2 separate regions of the Homo sapiens genome follow, and region 2 is linked to region 1. The links are chromatin loops, found by intact Hi-C in ENCODE. Cell type or tissue: OCI-LY7. All regions are shown on one strand. Links, peaks and the distances in the headings refer to the core of each region. The heading gives the core; the rest is flanking DNA.

The links. Peaks named below come from ENCODE experiments on the same cell type or tissue, not always from the same donor. Only the 100,000 strongest peaks of a DNase experiment are listed, where the experiment ranks them.
Region 2: it touches region 1 in a loop (5-fold over the local background); 25 of 110 quality-filtered maps call a loop at or near these places.

What each region holds. Positions count from the first base shown.
Region 1 is chr6:119,954,575-119,972,683 of GRCh38, reverse strand. No RefSeq gene overlaps it. Among named protein-coding and RNA genes, the nearest start is that of MIR3144, 52 kb to the left of the region's middle. In OCI-LY7, for the core only: a CTCF peak has its summit at 5,992 (motif pointing right); a DNase peak (open chromatin) is centred at 6,003.
Region 2 is chr6:119,334,782-119,346,585 of GRCh38, reverse strand. The region is part of intron 2 of MAN1A1 (mannosidase alpha class 1A member 1); the gene reads left to right. Among named protein-coding and RNA genes, the nearest start is that of MAN1A1, 9.1 kb to the left of the region's middle. In OCI-LY7, for the core only: CTCF peaks have their summits at 1,838, 2,040, 3,027 and 3,229; a DNase peak (open chromatin) is centred at 3,205; H3K4me3 peaks cover 4,850 bases; H3K27ac peaks cover 1,120 bases.

The DNA.
Region 1 (18,109 bases), core at 2,920-7,919:
TATATTTTCTTATCTTAATAGACTTTATTTTTAGAGCAGTTTTTATTACATAGAAAAATTAAGTAGACAGTATAGAAAATTCCCATACACTCCCTGTTCCCACACATATTTAACCTCCCTGGCTATCAACATCCACCACCAGAGTGGTACATATGTTACAACTGATGAGCCTACATGAACATGTTGTTACCCAAAATCCATAGTTTACATTAGGGCTTATTTTTGGTGTTATACAATTTATGAGTTTTGAAAAATGCATAATGACATGGATCCATAATTATAATATACAGAATAGTTTCATGGCCATAAAAAAATTATGTGCTCCACCTATTCATCCGTCCATCACCCCTAATCCCTAGTAACCACTGATCTTTTTATTGTATCTGTCGTTTTGCATTTTCCAGAATGTTATATAGTTGGAATCATACAATATGTAGGTATTTCATATTACCTTCTTTTGCTTAGTTATATGCATTTAAGGCTCCTCCATGTCTTTTCATTGCTTCATAGCTCATTGCTTTTTAGTAATATTATTACTGAATACTATTTCCTTTTCAGGATGTAACACAGTGTATTTATTCATTCACCTACTGAAGGACATCTTGGTTGCTTTCAAGCTTTGGCAATTATGAACAAAGCTCCTGTAAATATCCATGTGCAGGTTTTTGTGTGAACACAAATTTTCAACTCCTTTGGGTAAATACCAGGGATCATGATTGCTAGATCATATGTTAAGACTATGTTTAGTCTTGTAAGAAACTGCCGATCTCTCTTCCGAAGTGGCTGTATCATTTTGGATTTCCAACAGCAGTAAATGAGACTTCTTGTTGCCCTACATCCTTGTCAGCATTTGTTCTCCTCAGTGTTTTCAATTTTGATCATTCTAATAGGTAGGCAGTAGCATCTTATTGTTGCTTTAATTTGGAATTTCCTAATAAAATGTGATGTTGAACGTCTATTCATATGCTTATTTGTCATCTCTAAGTCATCTTTGATGAGGTGTCTGTTCAAATTTTTTGCTCATTTTTAAATCAGGTATTAATAGTTTGTTTTGATACTGTTGAGCTTTAAGAGCTCTTTGCCTATTTTGGATAACAGTGTTTTATCAGATATATTTTTTGCAAATATTTTTCCTCAGTCTCTGGCTTGTCTTCTCATTCCTTTGACTGTCTTTTGAAGAGCAGAATTTTTTAATTTTACTGAAGCCCAAATTATCCATTATTTATCTCATAAATCATATCTTTGATATTGCATTCAAAAAGCCATTGCTATACTCAAATCATCTAGATTTTCTAGTTTTTAATTTTTCATTATATATTTAGGTCTATGATTCATTTTAAATTATTTTTTGTGAAAAATGGGAGTTCTATGTGTACATTCAGTTTCTTGCATGTGGGTGTCTCAATTATACTTTAGACAGTTTAAGGAGGTATAGTTTCCATATAATTTACTTACTTGAAGAATCAATTGTAAAAATTTTGACAAATAAAAATATTAAAATGCTCTGACCTCCAGAATATTCCTTACATCTATTTGCATCAATCCCTTACCCATTAACCCTGGACCCTGGCAACAACTGATTTCCTTTCTGTTTTAATGGTTTACCCTTTCTAAAATTTCATATAATTGGACTCATACAGTATATAGTCTATTATTATTGGATTATTTTACTTAGCATAAAGTTTTTGAGATTCATCCATGCTGTCATGTGTATCAGTAATTTGTTCCTTCTGAATACCAGTTTTTTATCATATATATTTTGGTATATTTTTATATAGGGAACAGAAGCACAAACCATAAACAGAAATAGATAAATTGGAACTCATTCAACTTAAAAAAAAACTTTTCTTCTAAAGTCATGGTTAGAATAATGAAATTGTAATACACAGCCTGGCATCTCTATTTACTGTATGCCCACTATACAGTAAATATTTCTGCATTTATCAGTTGATGGGCATTTCAGTTGTGTCCAGGTTTTTGATATTATGGATAAAACTGCTATAAAAATTCATGCAGTTTCAGTCTTTGTGTGGATATGTTTTCTGTCTCCTTGAATATAATAACCAAGAGTAGATTGACTAGATTATATGAAAAGTGTCTGGTTAGCTCTATAGGAACCTGCCAACCTATTTCCAAAGTAGCTGAACCATTTTGCATTTATATGAGGAATATTTCAGAGTTCCACTTGTCCCACTATCTCACTAACACCTATTCTTGTCAGTCTTTTAAACTGGGTTAGTATAGTAGGGATCTATGTTACCTCAGTGTGACTTATTTACATTTCCTCAGTGAATAATGATGCTAAGCACATTTTTATCTACTGATTTTCCACTTGATAATCTCTTACGAAGAGTCTGTTTAAATATACTGACTTTTTAATTGCATTGTCTTTTTCTTAATAAGTTACCATACACTTTATATTTCAGATACAAGTACTTCATAAAATAAATGTGATGCAAGTATATTTTTCCAGTCTGTGATTACAGGTTCATTATTCTAGCCATGACTTTAGAAGAAAAGTTTTTTTTAAGTTCAATGACTTTCAATTTAACTATTTTTGTTTATGGTTTATGTTTCTGTGCCGTATATTAAAAAATCATTCCCTCAAACAAAATCACAACGATTTGCTCGTTTTTTCCCCAAGAAATTTTGTAATATTAGCTCTTATATTTACATCTCTGATTCATTTCAAGATGACTTTTATATATGGAGTGAGGTAAAAGTGAAAAAATTGTTTTTATCATAAACAGAGTTTCAAGTATTATAGCATCATTTCTTGAAAAGACTACTTTTTTTTTTTTTTTTTTTTTTTTTGAGACAGAGTCTCACTCTGTCGCCCAGGTTGGAGTGTAGTGGCATGATCTCAGCTCACCACAAGCTCTGCCTCCTGGGTTCAGGCCATTCTCCTGCCTCAGCCTCCCAAGGAGCTGGGACCACAGGTGCCCACCACCATGCCCAGATAATCCCTTGCACCCCTACTAAAGACGGGATTTCACCGTGTTAGTCAGGATGGTCTCGATCTTGTGACCTTGTGATCCACCCGCCTCGGCCTCCCAAAATGCTGGGATTACAGGCGTGAGCCACTGCGCCCAGCGGAAAAGACTACCTTTTTCCTAGTATATCACCATGGCATTTTGTCCAAAATCAATTACCATTTGTTTGTTGGCCTTTTTCCTGAACTTTATTCTATTTCATTGATGTGTACGTCTATCTTTACACAAAAATCATGCATGTTACAGTTAGTCTTGAAGTCAGGTTGTGAAAGTCTTCCAAACACGTTCTTCTTTTCCAAGTTGGTTTGGCTATGTTAGGTTATTTGCATTTTCATGTAAATTCAGCTTGTCTATTTCTAACAAAATAGTCTGCTGGCATTTTTACTAGGAATGGCTTAAATCTATGGATCAATTTGGAAGACAATTTGCATCTTACTAGTTTTGAGTGTTCCAATCCATAAATATGAAATATCTATTTTGTTTTCTTTAATTTTCTGTTAGCAATATTTTGTAGTTTCAGTGTACAGTATTAAACATGTTTATGTTCATCTCTAAGTATTTCTTTCTTATCAATCTTATTGTAAATGACACAATTTTAATTTCTATTTATATACAGTAAATAATATAGATTTTTATACATTAATCACAAAAATATGATGTAACCAAACTCACATTAGTTCTAGTACCTTTTATTATAGATTGCTTCAGATACTCTTCATTATCATGTTATCTCCAATCTATATTTAATTTATTTATTTTCTTGCCTTACCTTATTGCACTGGCTGGAACTTACAGTAAAATGTTCACTACACCTGATAAGATTGAACATTATTGCCTGGATTTTGAACTTTGGGAAAAAGTATCCAACTTTCAGCATTTAGTATGATGTTGGTTAGGTTAGTTTGATCGAGTTTAAAAAATACATTGTTATTCATATTTTGTTAAGAGGTTTTATTATAGATAAATGTTGAAATCTGTCCAATATATGTTCTGCCTCCATTGAAATGATTATGTTACTTTGTTTAGTCTTTTGATGTGGTGAATTAAATTGACTAGAATTTTGAATTAGAAATTTGAATGTTGAACCAACTTTGCATTCCTGGAATAAACATTACTTGGTCATAATACATTATCCTTTTTTGTATTTTTTTGATATGCTAGTATTTTAATACAAATTATTGCATCTATATTTATGAAGGAAATTGGTTTCAGTAGTTTTTGTATGAAGTATCTTTGCCTGGTTTTGGCAATACAGTGATCCTAGCTATATATAATTTTTGCTTGTTGCTGTGTTGTTACCTACATACTTAGGCATCTACTTAGGTAGATAGAGTGCTTTATTTTAATGGAGCCTAATATCCCTCTTGCAGTCAAACCTCAAATGTACCACACAGATCAATATCATGTCTTTTTTTTGCTCCAGGATTGCATCTGAGATACCTTATTACATTTAGTCATCATTCCTCTTTACACTTCTCTTGGTTGTGGCAGTTTCTCAGACTTTATTGTCGGTGACCTTGACAGCTTTGAGGATTACTGGTCAAGCATTTTATAAAATGTCTCTCAGTTGATATTTGTCTGATATTTTACTCATGATTAGACTGGGGTTACAGGTTTTGTAGGAAAGACTACATTAGCAAATTACTATTTTTATCCCATAGTAACAAGGGTACATACTGTCAGCATGACTTTTCAGCGTGGTTGTTGATCTTAATCACTTGGCTGAAATTGGGTTTGTCAAGTTCCTGCACTGTAAAATTACTCTTATTTTTCTTCATTTTCAAACACTGTACTTTTTGGAAGGAAGTCACAATGTACAGCCCACACTTAAAAATCAAGGAATTATACACTCCCTTCCTGAGAGCAAAGTATCTACATAAACTATTTGAAATTTTTCTGCAAGAGGGATTTGTCTCTTCTCTCTCATTTACTTGTTTATTTAATCATTTATCTATATTCATATGACCTCATGGATATTTATCTTGTATTTGGGCCTTTAACCCAATACTACTCATTTTTTGCTGAAATTGTTCCAGCTTTGGCCATTTGGAGCTCTTTCTGTTAGTTCTTGCATTCTTTTAGCATATCCACCTAATTATTGGTTCGCTGCTTTTTACTTTCTTACTTTCTGACAGTATAAGATGCTCAAGTCTCATCTTGTATATTAACTGCCCAGTCATTCCTCCAAAAAGCCTTGTACTTGTTTTTTGTTTGTTTAGTTTAGTTTTTGAAATAGGGTCTCAATCTGTTACCCAGGCTGGAGAGCAGTGGTGCAATCTCAGCTTACTGCACCCTTTACCTCCTAGGTTCATGCGATCCCTTTACCTCCTAGGTTCATGCAATCCTCTTGCTGAGTAGCTGGGACCACAGCCACGCACCACCAAGCCTGGCTAATTTTTGTATCTTTTGGTAGACATGGGGTTTCATCATGTTGCCCAGGCTGGTCTGGAACTCCTGGCCTCAAGCCATCAGCCCACTTCTGCCTCCCAAAGTTCTGGAATTTCAGGAGTGAGCCACCACAACTCAATTGTATTTGTTTTTAAATGTAGCATTTGGCTGGGCACAGTGGCTCACGTCTGTAGTCCCAGCATGTTGGGAGGCCTAGGTGGGAGAGTTCAAGACTAGCCTGGGCAACATGACAAAACCCTATGTATACAAAAAATTAGCCTAGTGTGGTGGCACATGCCTGTGGTCCCAGCTACATGGGAGGTTGAGGTGGGAGGATCACCTGAGCACAGGAGTTTGAGGCTGCAGTGAGCCAAGATTGGGCACCACGCGCCACCCTGGTGACAGAGTGAGGCCCTGGCTCAAAAAAATAATAATAATAAAATAAATAAATATATAACTGTGGACCTACTATGAAAATCAACGTTTTATTTAATCAATTTGTTTACTTAAATGTTACGAAATGGAAAAAAGTTCCCTTGTCCTTCTTGCAGGGCATGCGACGGGGGTGTGGCTTCTTCAATGCCCCACTGCTCAAACCCCTAGGGGGCGCATGCAGACAAGCAGGGTGTGGGGCTCAGACCCCATGGTAGCATCTAGGGGTGAATGTTTACAGCTCCTGAGCCCCAGAGGGCGTGTGTTACAGGGCGCTCTTTTAGTTTTGCACTTTTTAGGCTGTTTGGGTTAGTCAGCTCAATTAGACCCCCTGCCTTACCACAAGGACAGAGGGCTTTCTGTATCCCAGGGTTTCTTGCGTTGGTATACTGGAAGAATCGAATCACACATGGGCTTGCGGAATGAATGCAAGGTTTTACTGAGCGGAAGTGCCTCTCAGCAGATGAGGGAGCCAGAAAGGAGATGGAATAGGAAGGTGGTTTTTCCCTGGAGTCTGGCTGCTCAAGGGCTGGGCTCTCTTCCCACGGCCCCAGCCAAACTCCACGTTCTTCCGCTAGTCAATTGCCTGCCTGCCAACCAGCATCTGTCGGTGTGCTCTTACGAGGTGCATTTCTCTCAATATCCACCCACTTGTGTCTCCTTCCGCTGGTGTGTTCCTCTTGACGTCCAGCCACTTGTGTGCGTGCCCACTAGGGTCTTGGGGTTCTTATAGGCACACAATGGGGGTGCGTGGTGGGCCAGGGCGGTCTTGGGAAATGCAACATTTGGGCAAGAAAACAGAAATGCCTGTCCTTATGTAGGTCCCTGAGCATAGGCCCGGGGATGGAGCCCTCACCAGGGATCTGCCATTCTCTACCCAGCACTTCCCTTCCCTGCTCCCGTATCATTACCATGTACAAGCTATTTTCCTGTTAGTTGTAAGGATATACAAAAATCAGAAGACACAAGTCCTTACAATAAAGATCCACAGTACAGTAATATAAACTACAGAGCATCATTTCATAATATAATGTTAAGTAAAATAAATTTTAAAAAATTTATTATATAACTTTTAAAATGTTATGTTGTTTCAAAGTTCACATTCATGCAGATTCTCTGCTTGGGTGAACTAAAGGCAGCTAAGGAATTTCAAAAATGACCCCCTTGTGAAAAATTGTTCACTTAGGATGCCAAACACCTTCCGATCTAAACTCTTTTTTGCTCCCCCAATTATTATTTAATATTTATCATCTCCTTATCTATTGCAAGTTTATGGCTTTGCCTCTTATTTTAACAAGTAAACAATTCTTTTACACGTATTATTTTTGAAGCTTTTCAGCATTCTGTACATATAAGAAGAATATTGGTACATCATAAGTGAACTTATAACATTTTCATAACATGATATGATACAGTAGTCATTGATAATTGCATTTAGAAATTTAAAATTCCATATTATGTACTACTCACACCAACAGGAAATTACAGTGTACATATTGAACAATTAATGAAAACACAATGCATTTCAAAATTGGTATCTCTATGGAAATGTTCTCCATGTAATATTTCATAAGCACAGTTCAGCGTCACTACATTTCCAAATTTATTTCACTTTTGGTTTTATTTTCTACTCTCTTCAGCATCTTGGTGTTTACTGAGTGAGACATATTCTGTGAGCTCTTTTGTCAACAAACCCAGTAAGTGTTATATTCACAGTAAGTATGTTCTAAGTATGCCTAACTATATTCTAAGTAAGTATGTCAAATTAAATCTAAGTACCTGAAATTTATCTTAAATAAATGATCTGCTATAGTTTCTTTTACATGCAAGCAATCAATAGATATTAAAGGGCTAAATAAGTCCACGATGATTTCAGAAGTCTAATGTTTATATACATAAAACTTAAAAACTACTCTATATTCCTCAAGTTAGTGTTATGAAAAAGTGAGATGCAACTTCTGTGTCTATTTGCAGAACAATCATAAATATTTTTCTCCCATTTGGGAGAAGTAAAATCCTTGGTTTCTACACCTGGAAGTCTTTTCTCTTACCATCGCTTTTTACCTTGCACGCAAACACTATTTATCCTTAAAAGGTGACTATCACCTCAAAATCATTTAAGAGGAATGTATTGTAGGATTTTTTACCTTGCCAACAAAGATGCTTTACTGGGCCATTTTCAATGTAATTTGGCTCTTGCATGAAAAAGACAGCCTCCTAAATTCAGACATGGCCAGATAAAAACCCTTTTATTCAACTCTACATTATGTATTTGTCATTAAAACTCAAATTCTGCAGCAGGGCTCTTCCACTAGTCCCTGACTAAGCCTTTCATCAAGGGTTTTTATTTATCACATTTTAGAATCTAGGTGAAGCTAGTCTGTCAATCTCTGCTCACACAAAGTACAATTAGACTCATTTTGGATTTCTTTTCTTACTTAGATTGGGATACTTCATACCTTGCCAAAAAAACTGTTATTTTCAGATCTGCATTCCTCACACCATTATAAACATTCAGCCAATGGTTATTCTCTTATTTGCGATATAATTTATACATAAATTTATTTCTGAGTGTCTTATTCTTGATTTGAAACACAAGCTGGCTTCCTGCTACTTTTTAAAAAAATTTTAATGTAGACAGAGCATTGTTTCTTAATGGAACCTAATATCCATCATGCAAACATACTAATAACCATGTAGAGTAATGTCAAAAACCATGCAATGTAGGCTTTTTTTAAAAGAAAATGAATTAGTGAATGTTTCAATTCAGTAGTACCATAAACTATCTGTACATTAGCTACTCTCTGTGAATATATCTCTCAATTTTGGAATCTGCATTAACATTTTCCATAAATCTTTGAGTGCACAAAAGTAATGATGTTTATTAAGTAATCTAGCAGGATCTCATGAAATAAAGAATAATACAGTGACTTGAAGAGATCCCAGAAGACCACTTTAACATCAAGAGTCTCTCACTAATGCAGTGAATAATTCCAAGGTAATTTCTCAGCTACTTCTTCCACAGTATGTGAAATGACCTTCCTACTAGACATGTATTCAATTATATGCCTCGAGATATTTCCAGTGGAAATTCAAAAATGAAAGAGTGAGATTAAGTGGTCATATTCTTATCCAAGGCCTACCTTTTCATTTTTAGATTAACAATAAGAATACATATGTAATCTACAATTCATAATTATCAATGCATTACAAAACTTCCATATGTCTAATAGACTATACCGTAATGCTGACATTCTAATGTTTTAAAGTCATCTAGAAAAACTTAAATTTAGAGGAGAAGAAATGAAAGCTATTAAATAGTTGGACAACAGGCGTTACAGAGGGAGCTTAATTGAATTGGAATTATTTAAACTACAGAATAATGGACTGCAAGGTGACTTACTGTTGAAAGAAGAAAGTATAATTATTAAGTGAATGCCAACTTGCTCTACATACAACAAGAGAAAAAAATCAATTAAATTTGCAAATTCTTCCTTTCATATAGCTCCCACCCCACCTCTGTTCCCATCTTTTCTGTGTAGACAAGTTACTTGAAATACAAATTGGGCAATGTCATTTTTGGGTATGTATGTCTAATCTTTTCAACACTATCATTAAAATGTTTGTCTTCCCTGTGAATACAAGATATCATGTGATAAGTTTATCATGATATGTTTAAAAAGAGAACAAGCTGGTCATTATAGTTATTAATCAAATAATGTCTGATGGTTTAAAATGAAAAAAGTAAAAAGATAACCATTTTAAAATATAGCAGGTTTTTTTATGCCAGGGTAGATTGAATATATTGTTTTAAACAACTCTAGAATATATTTTGTTTGTTTGTTTGATTGATTGCTTTTGCTTCCTATCTAATCCTGAAATTTCTGTCTGTTTTCATGAATTGTACAGTTCTCACTGACAACCTGTCAAAAAATTACTTGGACCCCAAAGCTTTCTTTTTGGTGTTGATTTATTTTAATAAAATCCACTAAATCTGGACATACAGACTCACAGCTCCTTCTCTAGTCTTCCCATCCTAGATTTTTGTGGAGTTTTAAAAACCATGCTATAATAGGCAGAATTCTAAGGTGGCTCCTAAGATTCACATCCCCCTGGTATACACATTCTGTGTAATTTCCTCCTGTTGAGAATGGGCACGATTGCGACATATTATATGGCAAAGAGATTTTGCAGAGTAAGGCAGCAAACCATTTGATTCTGATTTTATCAAAATACTATCATCTAGGTTGGCCTGACTTAATCAGACAGGAACCTTTAAAAATGGAGCCATTGAAAGCATGAATGAGATTTTCCTGTTGGCCTTGAAGACAAGAAGTCCTGTGATGTGGAGAGGCCAAAGATTAGGGAATTGTGTGGCTTCTAGGAGCTGAAAGCAGCCCCTGGCCAACAGCCAACAAGAACAGTGGGAACCTACAACCCTACAACTGCAAGGAACTAAATTCTGCCAAGCCCACGTGAATGTGGAAGAGAACCCTGAGCTCCAAAAAAGAATACGGCTTTACCAGCTGTTTAATTTCAGCCTTGTGAGACTCTGGGCAGAGGATCCAGTCTTGTCATTCCAGGACTACAGACCTACAGAATCGGGACATAATAAACGTGTTTTGTTTTAAGACACTAAGTTTGTTAGACTTTTGTGGGCATTTGTTGTATAAAAATACGCATGCCCAGATGAAATCTAGAAGAATAAAAGTATTTTTGCCCTTCACACTCTTACCTTTGAATTACAAAGCAATCATATATCTATACACACATGTGCACATACACACACATTTAATTAAGAAACAAATAAAATGACAGGAAAGAAGATTCTATTAACATCCCTTTTCTGTACTCCAAAATGACAGCTTTCCATGTCTCTTGTCAGTTGTTTCTTGTACATAAATAGCAGGGCAACTAAATCAAAAAGAGGTGTTTGGATGGAGAATAAAAAGAGGTATTTAAAAAATATGAATTCTAGAAAATCATAATAAAATACTACCTGTAAATTTGCCATGGAATCAACCACACCATATGTGTAGGCATAACTAGAGAAAACCTTAAATTGTAGCCAGTGTCACCTTTCCTGCCTGTTTCATTCCACAATGCTTAGAAGTAGCCTTACAATTTGCAAGCAGGCCTACCAAGTCCTGTGATTTCCATTGGACATAAACTGTGAGTTCTACAGTTAGTCATCTTTCAAGGTCCAAATTCCATTTCTATTATCTTTGCTTCTGAATAGTTGTTAGTGGGAAATAGGAAGAAAGAGTGATGACAAATATACTGCCTATGCTACGCCTGCAACACATTTTCCCTTTTTCCCGTAAGCCCAGTAAACCACCATGCCAATGATTTCACCCTCTGCTCTGCTCAATAAAGCACAGCTAAAACTAAGATTATTTGCTTTCCTCTTGCAAATGCACCCTAAAGTAATATCAAAATGTTTCACTAATAATTTTTCCTCTACACAATGTGAGACAGACATTTTTCTGCCATTTGATGCCAGTAATGGATTTACAAAGGCCACAACATCTAACGCAAAGTAGAACACCACACCGCACAAATGCCCATTCCACTTGAAGGTTTTCCATAAAAACTCTTTGACTCTTTGACTATGACGAATCTGAGCAAAATGTGCTGCCTTCAAATTCCTTTTCAAAATGTATTTTTTAAGATTTCTGCCAGATTCCCCTTAAACTACCCCTTACTTCTCTCTTTCGAATCACTTTTTTTTCTCATTCCAAGCATAAGGATGATGATGATGGGTAACTGGTGCTATTAAGTACCCTGCTGACCCAGTTGACTCTAATTAAATACCATCGTGTCAATCAGCAAGTATTTGGCCTTAGCTATAGTAATTATTGATGCTTGTATAAATGCTTAACCAGGATATTAATGTAGGAAGTTATTATGACAACTTTTGAGCAACAGATTGTTGCACTACTGACTGAAATATGTAAGGTAGGAAAATAGAGGTTCCTGATGACATTGTTACAGAAAAGCATTAGAAAGCACATAATGGTCACATAGAAAGACTATTAACATTCCTAGAGTGAATTCTGTGAAAGTGTGTCATATTCGTTCAATCCAAAAAGTGGAGGAAAGTCTCACAGCAGCTGAATTTCAAAGTAACAGCTTCCACATAAAGCATTTTGGTGTGGAAAAGTCCTGCATATATTCATCACTTACTCGTGTGCTGTAAAATGAATGCTTTCCTATTTCAAAATGGGTGGCAGTCTTACTAGAATTTTGGCAGAAATTCTGCTCTTTATAATAGCAGAAATTGTTTTCTGCTATTATAAACGACCTCTGCCTTATATCAGTTCTCTTAATGAGTAATGCGAAATGTCAAATGCCGAAAGAAAAAAAACCCACATTTATATATTGTTAGCTCAGCAATGAATTCAGACATATATGGCCAAAATATTATATCTTAAAGCTGTCTTACAAAAGCCAAACCAGACCTGCAGAATAGGAATTGAAATACCTGATTGCACATTCACACAGGCAATCAGCAAGCCAAAGAAAGAGAGTAAAAAAGACACTTCCTCATGTTCAGCAGTATTCTGTCTGTTTCCAGGGATGTGTTCCAGGCCTTAGGTCATGACAATCAAGCTGCCTGCCCTGTTCATATCACCTCATCTCTTTTAGTATTTAAGTCAAAAACACACCTGCCTAAGTGCCTAAAGCTTACTACTAAATGCCTGCACAATACGGCTAAATGGGCTGAATGCAACCCAACATAGAACCTTCCAAACACGTGCTTGAAATGCACTGAGAGAAGCATTTTTATGCAAAAATGACAGAAAATGTAATCGAAAAGAAAACCTCTAACAAAGCCATAGCCAGATGGTGTTCTTTATTGGGGGCCAGCTCAGATTTCTGAGCTTCTGAAAATGTCACAGCTATTGCTGCTCAATTCTAGAGTTACATCCTAAATTTGGGAAAAACCTTTCCCATGTGAATGTTATGATCCATTCACATTTGTCTTATAATTTAACATTTTGAAAATCCTTTCAATTTTTTGGTTGTACAAATAATACGTGTTCAAAAAAATGCATATTTCAGTAGAAAAATATGGAAGCAATATGAAAAAATATAAAAGTAAAAATTAAAAGTAAAATCTTACTGAAAATGCTATTGTTTTTACTTTGTAAGTTTTTCTATGCATTTAGACACATATAATACTGTTCAAAAATGAAGTTAAATTTTATAGAGATTTGCACATTTTTTGTTACATTAAAAGTTGTCTTGTAATCATCTTCCCATATCAAAAAACATACATTCAAATTGACATTTTAAATAGTTGGATAATATTTCACTTGAAGGTAATCTCATGGTATATTTAACTAGAACTATAGAACTATATAGATTGCTATCTCTAGCAATGCTACAATAAATATTCTTAAATATGTAACATTGTACTCTTATTAAAATGTTTCCTTAAAGCAAATTCCTGGAATTAGATTCACTGGGCCAAAGTGTACTTGTAAATCTAATAACACTTACTACCAATCATCCAAAAATTTTGTGCTCATTCAAAGATCCAAAGAAAGTATAAAAGTTCATACTGGCAAAAAGCCTCAGAAACATTGGGTACTTCCATATAGGCAGAAAGTGGAAACTATTGTGTTTTTTGTTTGTTTTTTAAAATTATGTATTACATTATAGTTTTAGACATTTAAGGAGTACAAAGTGATGTTATGATTTTTAATACCATGTGGAATGATTTAATCAAACCAATTAATATATGAATCACCTCAAATATTTTACATTTTTTGTGATGAGAACATTTCTAATTTACTCTTAGAGATATTAAAATGTATAGTACTAATTTTAGCTATATTCATCACTCTCTGCAACAGATCTCAAAAAAATAATCAAACTTATCCCTCCTAATTTAGGCTTTGTACTCATACTATCTCTCCATCCCCTCTCTTTCCCCAGCCTCTGATAATATTCCTACCATACCACTCTCTGCTTCTGTGAATTTAAATGTTTTAGATTCCACATATAAGTGAGAACATGTGGTATCTGTCTTTATGTGTTCAGCTTATTTCATTTAGGATAATGCTCCCCAATTCCATCCATGTTGTCCCAAGTAATAGAATTTCTCTATTTTTAAAGGCTGAATAACCTTTCATTGTTAATATACCTCACATTTTCTTTATCCATTCATCTGTTGACAGACACTTAGGTTGAATCTATAACTTAGCTATTGTGAATACTGCTTCAATGAACATGAGAGTGCAGATATCTCTGACATACTGATTTCAAATCTTTTGGTTAAATATCTAGAAGTGGGATTGCAGGATCATATAGAATTTCTTTTTTTAGTTTTTTGAGGAAGCTCCATGCTGTTTTCCATAATTACTGTATTAATTTACATTTCCACTAACAGTGTAAAGTGTTTCCTTTTCTCTACATCCTCACCAACATTTGTTTTCTTATTGTCTTTTTGATAATAGCCATTCTAACAGGTATGAGGCAATATCTTATTGTGGCTTTAATTTGCATCTCTCTAATGATTAGTGATATTGACCATTTTTTCATGTATCTGTTAGCCATTCATATTTCTTCTTTGAGAAATGTCTGTTCAGGTCTCTTCTTATGTCAGGTCATTTCTTAATTGGATTATTGGTTTTCTTTTTCTAGAGATGTTTGAGCTCCTTATTTATTTTGGATTTAATCTCTTATCAGACATATATGGCTTACAATTATATTTTCCTAAATCCATAGGTTATCGCTTCACTCTGTTAATTGTTTCTTTTGCTGTGTAGTGAAGCTTCCAATTTTGATGTAATCTCATTTGTCTATTTTTTAATTTTGTTGCCGGCATTTTTGGGGTCACATCTAAAATTCATTGCCCAGGCCATTGTTGTGTAGATTTTCTCCTAGGTTTCCTTCTAACAGTTTTACAGTTTTAGATATCATATTCCAGTCTTAAATACATTTTGAGTTGATTTTTGCATATGGTGTGAGATAAGGGTCCAATTTTATTATTTTGCATATGAATATCCAGTTTTCCCAACACTATTTATTGAAAAAAAAAAATCCTTTCTCTCTGTATATTCATAGCTCCTCTGTTGAAAATCAATTGACCATAGATGCGTGGGTTCATTTTTAGGTTTTCTGTCCTGTTCCATTGGCCTAGGTGTTCTGCCTTCTTTTTGTGAAAGTTCACTGTGGGGTCTTCTCCTTCCCTGAGCAGGGCTCTAGGTTAGTGTCTGAGGCTGGGCCTGGAAGCTGGTCATCTAGGGATGCAAGGCAATTAACTCTTCCCACCTCTGCTGGAAACAGCTAGCTCAGCTTTGTTGGGGAGGTATGCTGTTAGCTGGTACCTGTGATCATGCATCACCGCTGGCAGGGATAAGGAGCTATCACCAAAATCTGTGCAAGGGTCACTATAGGCTCTGCCTTCTTGCTTTGTTTCTGTCTAACCGCCCCATCCCCACCCCCACTAGGCAGTCTAGCCCTGCATTCCTACATTCTTTGTGAGATGACAACAGAGTAAGCTGTGAAGCATCTTGGAATTCTAGGGAAGCTGGAAGTCCACCTTCCTGTTCCTCTTTTCCCACTGTAGAAACTGTGGGCCCTAAGGAATCTTCTTTGTGGTGCTGTGCCGACTTGAGGTAGGGGAAGGGGCAATATGGTCAAAGCAAGGCCATTTGTCCATCCTTTCAATGTTAATTTTTATTCAGTTCTGTGGAACATGCAGGCCACTCAGACTTCTTCCCACATTTGAGGGTTTTCACCAAAGTATTTTTGTCCGTGGATAGTAGCTAGCTGATCTTTCTATGTGGGGGAGTGAAGCCCAGGGCCTCCTATATCACCATGTTGCTGATGTCAACAAAATCCTAAGCTATAATTTTTAGTTTTATATATTTAGCAATTAGATTGAAATTTGTACATGTTTTGACTTAATATAGGTGTATACTGACTGTTCATATCCTTTCATCTTTCTCTATTAGAGCATTTGTCTTTTACATATTGATTTATATGTAATTTTCATTATTGCCTTTCTGCTTGGCATATGTACTATATTTTTAGTTGTTTCTTTATATTTTCTTTTACCTTCTAGGAAGTTTTACTATATTCAACATAGTAGATTATATAGCTTTTTATAGTTTCTTGTGGAATTATTTGTAACTTCAAATCCTTCCATAATCCAAGTTTACGAAATTATAAATTCTGTTTTCTTCTAGTACTCATTTTGGTTAATCAGTTATTCCGACATCTTTTCTAGGGATTTGAGAGATCATATTTATTGTTTACTAAATGCATGTATTTATGTGAATGGGCTAATAGACTTTGGGGCTGATTTTCTTCCATGATTTTTAAATTACTATAGATTTATAGGAAGTTTTCTTAGCTGGCCAATTTTAATCCCTCTCCTTAATCTCATGTTTCAAAACATCTTCTAATAATGAAGAAGTCTAAAGATAGGGTTTTTCTTCTGCCTTTGTTGGTATCATGTAATATTTGCTTGGTCCACTGTAATGTAAAATCTCCATTTTGGGACTTGACATTGATTTTTCCTAGTATATAGTTGTAAACTTTTCAATTTGCATACATAGCATTTTATTCTTTAGTTTAGAATATTTCCACTCAATATGTATTAAATTATCCCATCTGTTTCATCTGTGCTGGTCTCTCCTTTCAGAAAAAGTTATTGTCAATATAGTATCTCTCTTCTCTGTTTATCATATACCTAATCTTCTTTCCACATTCTTTTTCAGGAACATTTCACAAATGCATCTTCTATATTCACATTCCAACTTTTTGAGAGTCTTAGGTTTCATATTGACTGCCTTTACTACTATGGTTTTTTTGTTTGTTTCCAACTATTTTTTCAAATTGAGCTTCACTTTATATGAGCACTTTACCCTTTCTCCAAGTTATTTTTGTTCTTAGGATTTACGTTCTTAATATCTAAATATCTAAATCTTCTTAAATACCATTAAGGAAGTTAGCTAACTTAATAATGAGCAAAAGCTCATTTTAACAGTTACATAGCTACATTTTTCTAGATATTCTTCTTTTAGTTTCCTGTAGAGATATTTTTCTTTAAAGACTATTCTTCTTGCTACTGAATTAGATATGGGTGCTCAACTACAAAATCACCGGGAAAAAACATCTCAGCAGTTGAAAATTCTGACTTCAAAGTAATCGTTCCCCCAAAAAGAAATAAAATTGGAAATGCTAAAGGTTGTGTTATGGGGTGGTTTATGAAAAAAAAAAAAAAAAGAAGTTAAATTCTACTTTGAAGACCAATACTAAGAAAGGCTTCTTTCCTCCATGAAAAGACTTGAAACACAAAAAAATTACAGCAAATGATAGACGGTTTGAATTTAGGGAGAAAAATCCTTACAATATTTATATACTGAGCATGACAGTGGCCAAATTATCCACTAATAAACCTGTCGCTCAAAATTTATAATATTATTTTAAAATTTTACCAAGAAAATATTGACTTCAGAGCATCTCTGCTATATAAATAAAATAGCTACAAGTTATATTTATAATTTGGTCCCCGCAAAAAGTAGAACATACATAACAAGATAGGAAAAACATTAATGAAAAAACCACACTAGTTGCCTAGGACAATACAACTGAACTTCAAAAGCTGTTGCCTCTTATTATTGGCTATTCAAAAAATTATAAAATGTAATAAGATACAAATTATTCTATACAAGTATATTAAGAGTCATAAAAACTTACATGAATTGACTCTGATTTAAAGTTTCATTTTTCTGAAAATGCATGATAAATAAAAACACAATGGAATTCTTAACTGAAAAAACTTTAAACCTAGATAATATGGCTTCCAGACCAATTTTGAGGATTATAAAGACAGCAAAATAAAGGACTTATTTATAACCCCTCATGCAGTCTAATTGAAGAAATGTTAGAATACTTAAAGAAGTAACTTAGACAGAAGTTTGACTTATGTTTTGGGAAAGATAAATTTAAGACCAATATCTAGATCTGAACGTAATCAAAATTCTTCTCCAGTAAAGACATTGTTTATACTGTGGCATTAGCATAAAATCACTTTTCCAAGAAAAGTTTGGTATATTGATTATTATAATGAAAGCAGAATCAAGTCCAGAATTTTAAAAATTGAATTTTTAGAAGTCGAAGATGTCCTCCACATATTTTATTGTTACATTTAGAAAGGATTAAATCTGCAGTCACTAATATTATGATAAATAAGTGAAGGACCTATGATGTGAAAATCATTTGTCTTTTAAACAAGAGAAAATTTAATCTTATTAAATGTATATTTATGTATATGT
Region 2 (11,804 bases), core at 35-5,034, 620 kb after region 1:
AATCACAAGGTCTTAATTAACCGTGTAAACGAGATTTACGTAGTCTCTGTCTAACATCTTAGCACCTAGATGTTTTGAAACCGCTCAGTCTTGCATAAAGCAGTGGAACTAAATGTGTTCTTTAAAATTCCTTGTTGCTGTGAGAACCCAAAAGAGCCAGCATAATTAGCTTTAGTGTTTAGTCAAAGGCTAATGGGAAGAAATGGATTATGATTTTCCATCAGATTAGTTCAGGCAGATATATTCCTTTGTAAACCAAAAGAAAAAAAAAAGAAATTATGATGCTGTTCTAAAAACTGTGCTGTAAATATTTGGCTTTAGAGAGGCAAGAGTGGTTGCCCATTGTAAATAGGGCACTGGACTTTAACTTTACGTATTTGGATTCAGTTTCAGGCACCACTGTGGACATTTTGTTATCAACCAGTAGATCTTTGCCTTAGTTTTTTTCTTTACCATTGTGTTTTCTTTTCTTTCTTTTTGGAGACAGAGTCTGGCTCTGTTGCCCAGGCTGGAGTGCAGTGGGGTGATCTCAGCTCACTCCAACCTCTGCCTCCTGGGTTCAAGCAATTCTCCTGCCTCAGCCTCCCAAGTAGCTGGGATTACAGGCACGTGCCACCACACCCAGCTAATTTTTGTATTTTTAGTAGAGACGGGGTTTCACCATGTTGGCCAGGCTGGTCACGAACTTGACCTCAAGTGATCGACCTGCCTGGCCTCTCAAAGTGCTGGGATTACAGGTATGAGCCACCATGCCTGACCTGTTCCTGTATTTTCTAATTCTCTTTATACTTAGGTTCTCTATCACACCTGAATGCACCAACACTTATAGTTAAAATTTAGAAAGTGCACTCAAGTCTAACATGTTGGAAGACTGGATTGTAATTTGAGTCAACCTGTTATTTTGTACTTGGTTCAAAGTCAGTCAATACTATTTTTTATATCTATGGCACATTTATGTTACTAGTACTGCAGTAGATTTTTAACAACTTCGTGTCTTAGGGGAGATACTCTGTTAATTTCAAATAGGTCATTGTACAGAATGCTTCACAAAAAATGTTAAATGCTTTCCACTACTGATTTGATGGATGATGAATCTTTGATGTAAAACTTCAAAATAGAATTAAGATCTTCCTCCCTTCACCTCTGTTAAAATTTTGTAAATTAACCCTGGGATTTCTCTGAGATTTATGATACATACATAGTGTATATTTATTTTCATGAGTTTGATCTTAAAATTGTACTCAGGTTGTCCTTAGCTTTAAAAAGCAGTGTTAGAATAATGAAGCACAAAAGTTAAAATAGCAGCATGGAAGTTTTAGAAAAATAGTCCATTTACTTTTTTTTTTAATCAGAAATCATTTTTAGCTTCCCTTCTCCCCCGCTCCGCCCCCCCCTCAACCTCTCCCATTTTCTCAATTAGCCTGTGCTGTCCTTTAGGATTAGAACCTTAATCCAATTTGGAGGATGACTTTTTTTTTCGTTTTTCTGAAATTAAGGGGAGACCTGAGTAATAGGGGCTGGGGCTAAAGACAGTCAGGTTGTCAGAGGGGACTCCTTTCTTCTCAGGCTGGAATCCTCACCAACCTAAGTGGGGGTTAGGGGTATGTGCAGACTGGCAGCCTTAGATTTGTCATGTAAGGCTTTAGGACCCTGCACCTGTGGGGTCACAGTTTTCTTCTCTCAGTTCTAAAACAAGACTTTAGTATTTTATTCCAGACCTATTTGTGTAATCATGAATTTAAAGAACATTTTCATATTGATGGCTAGTAGTTAAAATTCACATTTATTATACTTTATGCTAGCCTTAGGCATATAGCCTATAATTTATATTAACTATTGACAGTTTATACCCTTTTGGTAAAGATCAGATGTGAGAATAATCTGCCTTGGCAGGTTAAAACAAAACACTTTTATTTTGACACTTAACTTTCCAGTTTATTTTTATGGGTAGTTCTGGGGTGGAAAATAATATTTACAAAATAATAAAAGCCATGATTTGGAGACCTGACCCAAGAAGCTTCAACATCCTTAGGTTGCTTGCCTGTGCCACTGTGCCGTGACACATTCCCTACTGAACATAGGCTAGTGTGGGATTGCTCCACCCAGAGGCCCTTCCCCAGAGCAGGGAGGACATGGAGTGTTTGTGAAGGTTTTTCTCTCCTTAACAAGTAGGTTAGTTTTCAACAGTTTAAGTACTGGAGTAGGTGCTGACTGTTAATATACAAAAGCAAAAAAATACATATATACAGTAATGGGTAGTTAATTATGTTCAGCTTCATTTTCTGTAAGCTGTTGATAGTTTCTCCTAGAATATTCTGTCTTCCTCTTATCAAGGCAACTGGGATTCATATAAAGGAGCTTCTTATGTATATGGGACTTAGAAACTAGTTAAAAGTGTGAAAAGAGGTTTTAAAAAATATTTTCAAACAAATGCATCTATCTGTACTTCTTAGGTGAGCTAATGAACTAAACCATCTTGAAAAATTTATCTTAGTATTACACAAAATGCATTTGTATGAGATCTGAATTGGTTGGAATTCATTGAAGAACTTACATATTTGAATCAGATTATTTCATAAGCTGTGGTGGTACAAATTTTTCATTGAAGAGAATTTTAAGCATGTGTCCGAAGGTCAGAGGGGAGGAATGCCTGCAGATCCGTGTGAGGGATGAGGGCTGAATACACAGGGTAGATCAGAATTGCACTGGAACCTGGTTATACCTCCTAACCCAGTCAAGCACCTGTGGTCTTTTAAATTTCTTTCTTTATAATCTTGTGTATGTTGGTCAAAGAAGGGTTTGATTAGTCAAAATAGGAACAGCCACTGTGGGCTCCAGAGATACTGTGAAACGAGTGGCAAAACAACCTCCCCGCCAAGTAGACGAAAATAATAAACAAGATACCTGTTTGGTAGTTTAGGGAAGAGATTCCCTCTTTGAGGAAATAAGTCTTGACTTTTCCCTCAGTATTCTTAGCCTAGTTCCTTGCTTGGTGTTCAGTGATTGAACTATATCTTATCCCCACCCCCAACCTCTCAATCTGTTAAAAGGCCCTTTACACAAACTCTGCAAATTATGCCATGATAACTTTAAATCTCAGATTTTAAAACTAAGTGTATGCTCCGAGTCGTAAGGTATTGCATCTGAATGAGATCTGAGAGGTAGCTCATTCATTTTACAGTAGAGGCAACCAAGACACAAAGATCATTCTGGAAATCACATCACCAGCTAGTGGCAGAGTTGAGTTGCAGAGGGAAGCCCCAGTCTTCTGTGAGTGTTGCGCATTGTCTCCCACATGGTTTGTCTCCTAAATAAAACCCCAAAGAATTGTATAAATTATCCGTGCTTACTATTTGCAGACCCTAATAGAGAGTACAGAAAACATACAATTCTGCATTATTATAAATTTGACCTTATACTAAGTTGGTGGTTTTTCTTTTTTTTTTTTTCAGCCAACGATGGATCAAAGTAGTTTTTAAGTCAATTATAGTAATTTTTAAAAATCTTACCAGTGGCATGGTTTAGAAATCTTCTTCTTTGTAAAGACACCCGGGGAAAGCTTGATAGGACATCTTGTTTTCTTTATAAAGATCTCTCCAAGAAGCACAGGCATTTGTAATCATTCAGTTAAACATTCTTTATGAGGAAAAGTGGGGAAGAAGAAGGAAGGGAGAGAAGAAGAGAGTGAGTTACTGTATATACAAAGGGTGAAAGGGGATCACCCAGAGAAGGGACATGTGATGACTAGAAGGGCTGCTTTAAAATTATAAATGTGTGTGCTCTTCTGATATTGCACCATGGATAATAGAAGAATGACAGCTAACCTAAAGGATGATTGTTTTAAAAGTAGACATGTAAAAATCACACCAATCTATGGGCAATTCTCTCCACCCAAGTAGGTTCTGGCGATTCTCTTTTGGGATGCACTTACCTGTCTCTGATCCATCCATTTGAAGCAATGTAGTGGTTAGAAGGGTGGATCTGGACTCAGATAACGTGGGTCTGAATCTGGCCTCTACCATTCTCTTGCTTTGTGACCGTCTGCAAATTACTTAATCTCTCAGAACTTTAGTTTCCTCATTTGTAAAATGAGGTTAATAGTACCCACTTTGTTGGATCCTGAGGCTTAAATGTGATAGTAAAGCACTTAGAATGGTATCAGACATGAAGTGGGCACACAACAAATGCTGCTTGTGATTATTGCTGTTACTGGTCACCACCTAAAGCCATCAAGCCAAGATTGCATTGATCCATATGCTGTTTAATAACTCAGGAAAGTGGATAATGAAGTTTCAAAAGGGTATCAAAAATAGTTAAAATTGAGTTTTAGTGCTTAAAGGGATACATTTCCAGTTCATCAAAAAGATCTTCCATACCTATAATTTTATTTTGCTACGGTCAACTCTGATTTTCTTTGATTTTTACCAAATTCCAAAAAAACTTAAGTATCTTTAGAATGATATACTTACTGCATATACATCTTCAGCTTCTTCAGAATATATGTTAAAGAATTAATTTGTCTCTTTCTCATAGTCAAATATGCCTATTCCCGCAGATACCATCTTTCAGAGTAGTCACAGTCGAGTTATCTTAATTTCTCTTTTTTCTAATAAATAATTTTTTTATTTACACAATGCAGATCGGGTCTCACTATATTTCCCGGGCTGGTTTCAAAGTCCTGAGCTGAAGCAGTCCTCCCACCTCGGCACCCCAAAGTGTTGGGATTACAGGTGTGAGCCACCATGCCTTGGCTGAGTTATCTATCTTAAGTATTGAAGTTATTCTTCTAAATAGAGAGAGAGATCGAGTAAAGTGAATTTCAATCTGTTTCATCTTGGAGGAATGTTTTTAAGAAGTGAGAATTATTATTTTAGGCTTGGCAAAAATTATATAATTATGATAAATTCTATAATCAGAGCTCAGTCCATCACTTAGTAGTCAAAGTTAGCATAAATCAGTTTTATTTTGTAGCTCAGAGAGTTTGGTCTTTTTGAGACCTTCACATTGAATTTAGATTTATTAGGATTCCAGACCCACTACTCATTTTACACATGAGAAATAAGGCCTGTGAGCTGTGACTTCCTGAGATTCCCCCAGTGTACAAACAATAGCTGAGAATTGCTTCTTAGGTGTTGAGAAGTACTGAGAACCAGGCCCCACTCCACCTGGGATAATCTTGACTCTAATGAGAACGTGTGCTTTGGTGACTGGCTGACCAGGCCCTCCCTCCTCCTCAGCCCTAAATGGCAGGCCAACTGCCAGAAGCCCCACTGAGACCATCCTAGAGGGAGGTGGGACGTCTTTGCTGGGTAGGGGATTGCCTAAGAAAGCAATACTGGCTAATTCCTTTGCTCCGGAGAATGTGGCAGCAGTGCCCCGCCCCCACTGAGTTTTGATAAAGACTTCTGTGATCATTAGGTACTTGAAAAAAAACCAAATGAGATTAAGGCTTAAGAGCATTTAAAAGTCACAGCCCTCATTTCTGTCATGAATACTCTGGTAGTTGCTTTAGGTACTTTAGAGCTGAGCAGTCCTGCAGATAATCCAGAACAGAGATAATAAAATTGAAAAGTACACGTATCCTTCCTGTTTACTTGACTTTTGTGACTAGAATGACTCCTTCTCGCTCGTGTTTCTCAGTCTGCTCATCTCCCTGGCTCTTAAGTTTATCAAAAGCCCAGTTCCTGATTTGCTCTGCTGCTTTCTCATCACTCTTGCTCTACATCGTTCATTCAAGTGACACTCAGAACATATTATATTAACTTTTCATTTGCATTGTTCATGTTTTTATGTGGGTCACTAATTAGATCGTCCTGTCTTGTGTGGGAGTGTTTAGTATTAGCAACTTAGTATGAGAGAGGGCATGGAGATGAGGGGATAAAAACCTGATGAAGGACACCAAGTTCTGAAAGGGTGGTTTAATAACACAGCATTGCTACCCTCTGAAACAACCTTTGTTGCTGGTGCCTGTTTGTCTGTGCTAGGAGTTTATGAGAAAGGGGGTGGCAGTAATTGGTGTCCGAAGGCCTGTGAATGACTATGGCCAAGACGTGAACTCAAGCCATCCATAGACTACAAGCTATTGCTAGTGTCTCCATTTCTGCCAAATCCTTCCTCATTAAATGGTCTTCTCAAGGTCCCTTCAGAACACTCAATTCTTCTAAGTGACAGGATGATCTCAGAAATAGGACAGGAGGCCAGGGATCCTAGCCTACACTGGGGGTGGCATGTCCAGCTTCCTGAGCTGATGTTTAGGTCATGATTGTCTGTCCCTAGTTCCTCTTTCACGGGAATACATGCTGGAGCTATGTACTAAAAGGGGAGTGTGTTTCCTCACTGTATCTCTCTCTGTCGGGGCATAAGACAAGAGAACAGACCTGTGGAATGATTAGGGAAGCTCAGGGGTATCTACCCAGTCTCAAAATCTCATTCCCAGCTGCCAGAAATTCACCACCAGTGTTTCCTTTTTACTGTTTTTGTTTTGTTTTTGTTTTTGAGATGGAGTCTTGCTCTGTTGCCAAGGCTGGAGTGCAGTGGTGCAATCTTGTCTTGCTGCAACCTCCGCCTCCTAGGTTCAGGCGATTCTCCTGCCTCAGCCTCCTGAGTAGCTGGGATTACAGACACCTGCCACCATGCTTGGCTAATTTTTGTATTTTTGGTAGAGGCAAGGTTTCCCCACATTGGCCAGGCTAGTCTCAAATTCCTGATCTCAAGTGATCCACCCACCTTGGCCTCCCAAAGTGCTGGGATTATAGGCATGAGCCACCATGCGTGTCCATTTATTGATTCTTAAAGGCTTGCTTTAGAAATAGATGGATAAAGTTGCTCAGCAGAATTATTAATATTATACTTTGAGATTTGTCTTATCAAAGGATAGAATAGGTTTGTTGAAGCAAGTATCTTCCATTGTCTTATTTCGCTTTATAAACTCATGTCTGCTTGGGAAAGAAAAATTTGAAAGCACACTAGAGTAGAAAAAAAAAAACAAATCCTTCATAGTTTTATCAGTCACTAAGTAGTGTCAATGATGCTCCTCCCTAACCCCAATATGTAAGTTCGTTCCCACCCCCCGACGCCGGGTTATAACCACACTATATATACTTTTTGTTTTTCATTTTCTTTGCAAGTGTCATTTTATGTTGGCACAGTATATCCATGTCAAAACATGATACTTTATTTAACCAGTCCCTTGGACCTGAACATTTAGATTATTTCCACTTTTTTGTTTTTATTAAAAATGCTGAGACAGACAGCTTTGTCCAGTAAATTTGTGTCTCACTTTTTATTGCACACACCCTGGTAAGTGGGATTTTCTCTTAAATTCTTAAGAGGGGAAATAAATTGGCCAACAGATAGTACATTTTGAGGGATAACTTTCCAGAAACCATTTATACTCCCATGTGTCATATAATGAATGGAGTCTGTTGATTCTTTGTGAATTTCATAAGTGATGAAGCAGTATATGGCATTTTCAGTTTGCTTTTCTTTGATCAACACTTTCTCCTGTGTTGATCATTTGCATTTCTTCCTTGTGAGTTGTATAGATAGAACAAGGAAATTTTGAAAGGAGGAAGATAGAGAAGATGGCAGAGCTTGGAGGCCTAAGGAGTGAAATCCACCAGGGGAGATGGATCTGGCAAGCCGGCTCAATGAACGTGGACTCCTGTGGGAGGCAAAGTCCTGAAGGCGAGAGTTAGGATTTTATAAAGCAAAGTTGCAAGAAAAAAAATTTTTCCCCTAGATTGCACACTTAGAATAAAATATCCTTTATTGATAGGAGCTCTTACCAGGCACTTGGGACAGCCCACATCCTTCAGCTGAGACCTAGCCAGCTTTACCAGCGCATCTTCATTTTTAAGTGACAGTTGGGATTTTGCCTCAGATACTTGAGGAAGGTATTGACCTCTCTGGAGATCTGCGGAAGGATCTTTCTCCTTTTGGAATGAATCAGGATGCTTTTCTAATAGTTGAAGATCAAAAGTAGTCCAAATAGAATTTCAGAAGTGATTTTAATGATGCCAGAAAATGGCAAGTCTTACACAGCTGAATTCTTAAAGAAGAAAAATTAACCAAAAGGAAATCATGAGATTTCCTAGAAATATTTGTTCTTATGTGTGAAGAGGCAGGCTAATCTTTTGTATGTGAGAGGCCTTCAGTGTTGTAAATAGGATAAATATGCATTTTGTCAAAGATATTTTATTTTTAAAGAAAAGCATGATATTTTGTGTGTGAAGTTTGGGCTTTTTTTTTTCCACCCTAAATCCTTCAAATGTTTTTAGTCATGTTTTTTAAGATAGTGAAGAGCTGCATATTTCAAAATGTATTTATATTCTGACCTTGGTTCATAAAAGTCTGCCAAGCGCCAGAACTATTTAAATTTGGCTATAACACTGTGTTAACGTGATGAATAACGATTGACATAAATGTACTATATTATTTTTATAAATTGTGGTTAGACATGATAGTAATTTTAGAATATTTACAGTGCTATTTTTGGAGACTTTTTTTTTTTTTTTAGTCAACTAGCAGTGTTGAATGTTTTATCTAGCCAACTACAGGTTTTCAGCTCATAATTAGAAATGCCTGAGAAGTCCATATTGTGATTTAAGGAGTTATTAGCCCAAGTCAGCAATTTTATAAGGCATTCTTATTAGGAAGTATAAAATGAACTTTATGTAGTAAAAAACGTATTTTATAATTGGCATATATCTAATGCATTGTATACATTCACTCATATTAAGCATTTTGGTTAGTCTTCATTATTTAATCCTCCTGTGGTTACTTAACATAGAATGTGTAATGAAGAACTCAGTAGCTTTAAAGGTGGGGTGGTTGAGGAGAATAGAAAATGAAGGTGATTTATTAACTACTGTTGAAAGCTGCTTTAGCAGTTAGGGTGAATAAAAATGATGATTTATTAAGTATTCCATCAGTAATAAGATAAAGCCACAGTGTAGGGTTGGAAGTACTTCTGTTTTCCCTAACTCCCAAGAATACAGAATTTCTATGACATTGGCTCTTTGCAGTCGTCCGTCCCTTCCAGAACTATCATATTGAGGGCAGGAGAAAGAGCTTCCCCTATTCATCCATGTGTCCAACAGATCAGTTAGCTCTGGGCCCTGCCCATAATAGGGCCCAGTATGTATTTGTTGAATGAATATGCTCTTTGAAATAAACATGCCTACAGGAGTTACTCAGGTTAAGTGTGATTTCGCGCTAAGTAATCTGGTATTCCAGAAGTGGTGTCCGCTCATCTTTGAAGTCCTTTCTAATGTATATACTCATGGGCTACAAGTCTTTGTCTTTTTGATTTTTTTTTTTTACAACAGTCAGAAGTCATTTAGAATCAGACCTAGTGAATAAAGAGACTAATGAATATAGGAAATGCCTTTTCCAGTTTTCAAGTTGTTTTCCAGAATGATTTATAAAATGAAAACTGCATTCATTTTCTTATATGACTGTAAACTGGTGAAAGTGGTGCCAAAAACAAAAAAAAGTCTTTTGACCAAATACAACACTGCTGAAATAAATGTAGATGATTGTGAGATTCCTTTAAAGGTCAACACTCGAATATAAAGATTCTGTTATTTTATTGAAAAGTGTTTATATCTACAGCCAGTATTTTTTTTTTAGATATGTTATTTTTAAAGTAGGTAGAGTCTTCATTTATTTTCTTTATTACCTAGAATACTGGACAGTATTTAATAAGGGTTGCCATTTTTCTTGTATTTCAATTTTATACAGGATATACCTAGAGTTGGTTTTGTTTTGTTTCCATTTTGGCAAAATTTTTTGAGAGATAAAGGTGTCTTAATGAGTAATGCTTACAGTACCACACTAAAATGAAAAGTCATAGGTTAGCTATTATTTTCCACTAGAGAAATCAGAATTACATAAACATGTTCCTCCCTAAGAAGGTGTGATATTTTGAGAAAGAGAAAGAAGCTTGGTTTTCTATTTCCCAATTTCATATTGTTTCTCCTGAAAAGTGCTGTGTCATATAAATAATTGCATGGTAGAGGCTCAATGAATTTTATGCATTTGTCAGTGGTCCCTTTTGCAGTTTATTCTACAGATGACTATTAATATTCCTAAAACATCACTTCTCTCGTATTGCCCAACTCAGGTTTTAATGGTCCTCCATTTCCTATAAAGTAATGATTCAGACTTCAACATGCATCAGAATCACCTGGAGGGCATGTTAAAACAGATTGCTGGTGCCGGGCGCAGTGGCTCACACCTGTAATCCCAGCACTTTGGGAGGCCGAAGGGAGGATCACTTGAGGCCAGGAATTCAAGACCAGCCTGGCCAACGTGGTAAAACCCTGTCTCTACGAAAAATACAAAAACTAGCCAGGTGTGGTGGCGTGAGCCTGTAGTCCCAGCTACTCGGGAGGCTGAGGCAGAAGAATCACTTGAACCCAGGAGGCGGAGGTTGCAGTGAACCGAGATTGTGCCACTGCACTCCAGCCTGGGTGACAGAGTGAGACTCTGTCTCAAAAAAAATAATAATAAAAAAATTTTGAAAGCCTGGAGTTTCTGATTCAGTAGGCCTGGGTGGGCCCCAGAATTTGCATTTTTAGCATGTTGCTAGGTGATACTGATGCTTCTGGTCCAGTGACTTCAGCTAGAAAAACATTTTGCTCTAGAATGAAGTCACAGTGAAGTCACAAATGTTTAGCTTGGCATCCGTAGTCTTCTGTAAATCTGCATCAGTTTATTTGTTGAGTTGTATCTCTGTTACTTCCCAGGAAGGACTGTGCTTCCACAAAACTTACATAGTTACTATCTCCAGAACACATGTCGTTTAGGATTTCACCTTGTTTACTTTATGGTTCTCAAAAGGAGAGTCTTCTCACTTGCTCAAAATCCATGTCCTCATGAAGCCCTCTCTACACTCTCAACCTTCACTGATTTCTCCCTTCTCCAAATTCCCATGTTATTGATTATTTCTATCTTTGGCCTGTGTGTCACTGATTTTGTGTGCATATATGTTATCTTTCAAGTAGATTTCAGACACCCTAGAAGTGGGGACACCTTTTTTATCTCATAGGTCCGTGGCCCAGAATTTGACAATAAAAGGCAATTCATCCTAAATGTAACCCAGATTAAGTATATCAACAAAATGTTTTATAAATGTGAGGCAGTATGGCAGAGTAGAAACACTTCTGTCCTCCCTTTCCACGCCTTTGAAATGGAGTTAATAATTCCTCTTTTTCAGAGTTGTTGTAAGAATTAAAATAGAAAATGTATGTGAATCTCTCAGCGCAATGCCTGGCATGTATCATTCATTATTCAATACATAGTATGTACTTACTAGCAGCTAGGAATTGGTAGGAGTGATAAGGAAAGGGGTTGGTAGGTAAATTGGATTCAGAAAGTCATTTCCAGGAAAGAAAAGTATGTTTTGGCTGCAGTATTGCTGTATTGACCAATAGCTTCTATTTTCTATTGTTGCCTCCCCTTTTAGTTGTTGTTGCCAAATTTCTCACTTCCTATGGCAGGAAAGTAAGCATTATTTTGCCTTGTTAGAATTGTTATTACACAGAAGGGATGCTCATCCTCAGGAAAACCATAGAGAGGGTGTTGAATGGAGTGGTTCCTCATTCATTCATCAGTGTCCAGTTACTTCTGACTTCTGGGCCTGCTGTCACACAACACTCAGATATGTGGGGAGGAAAGAAAGCCAGGGATAAAGAAATCTGGAGAAATACCTTCAGGGCATAGAAAGAAATAATTTTTGTGAGCTGAAAAGCTGAAAATGTTTCATTCAGAGATAACTACATGTGTAAATTTAGCTCAAT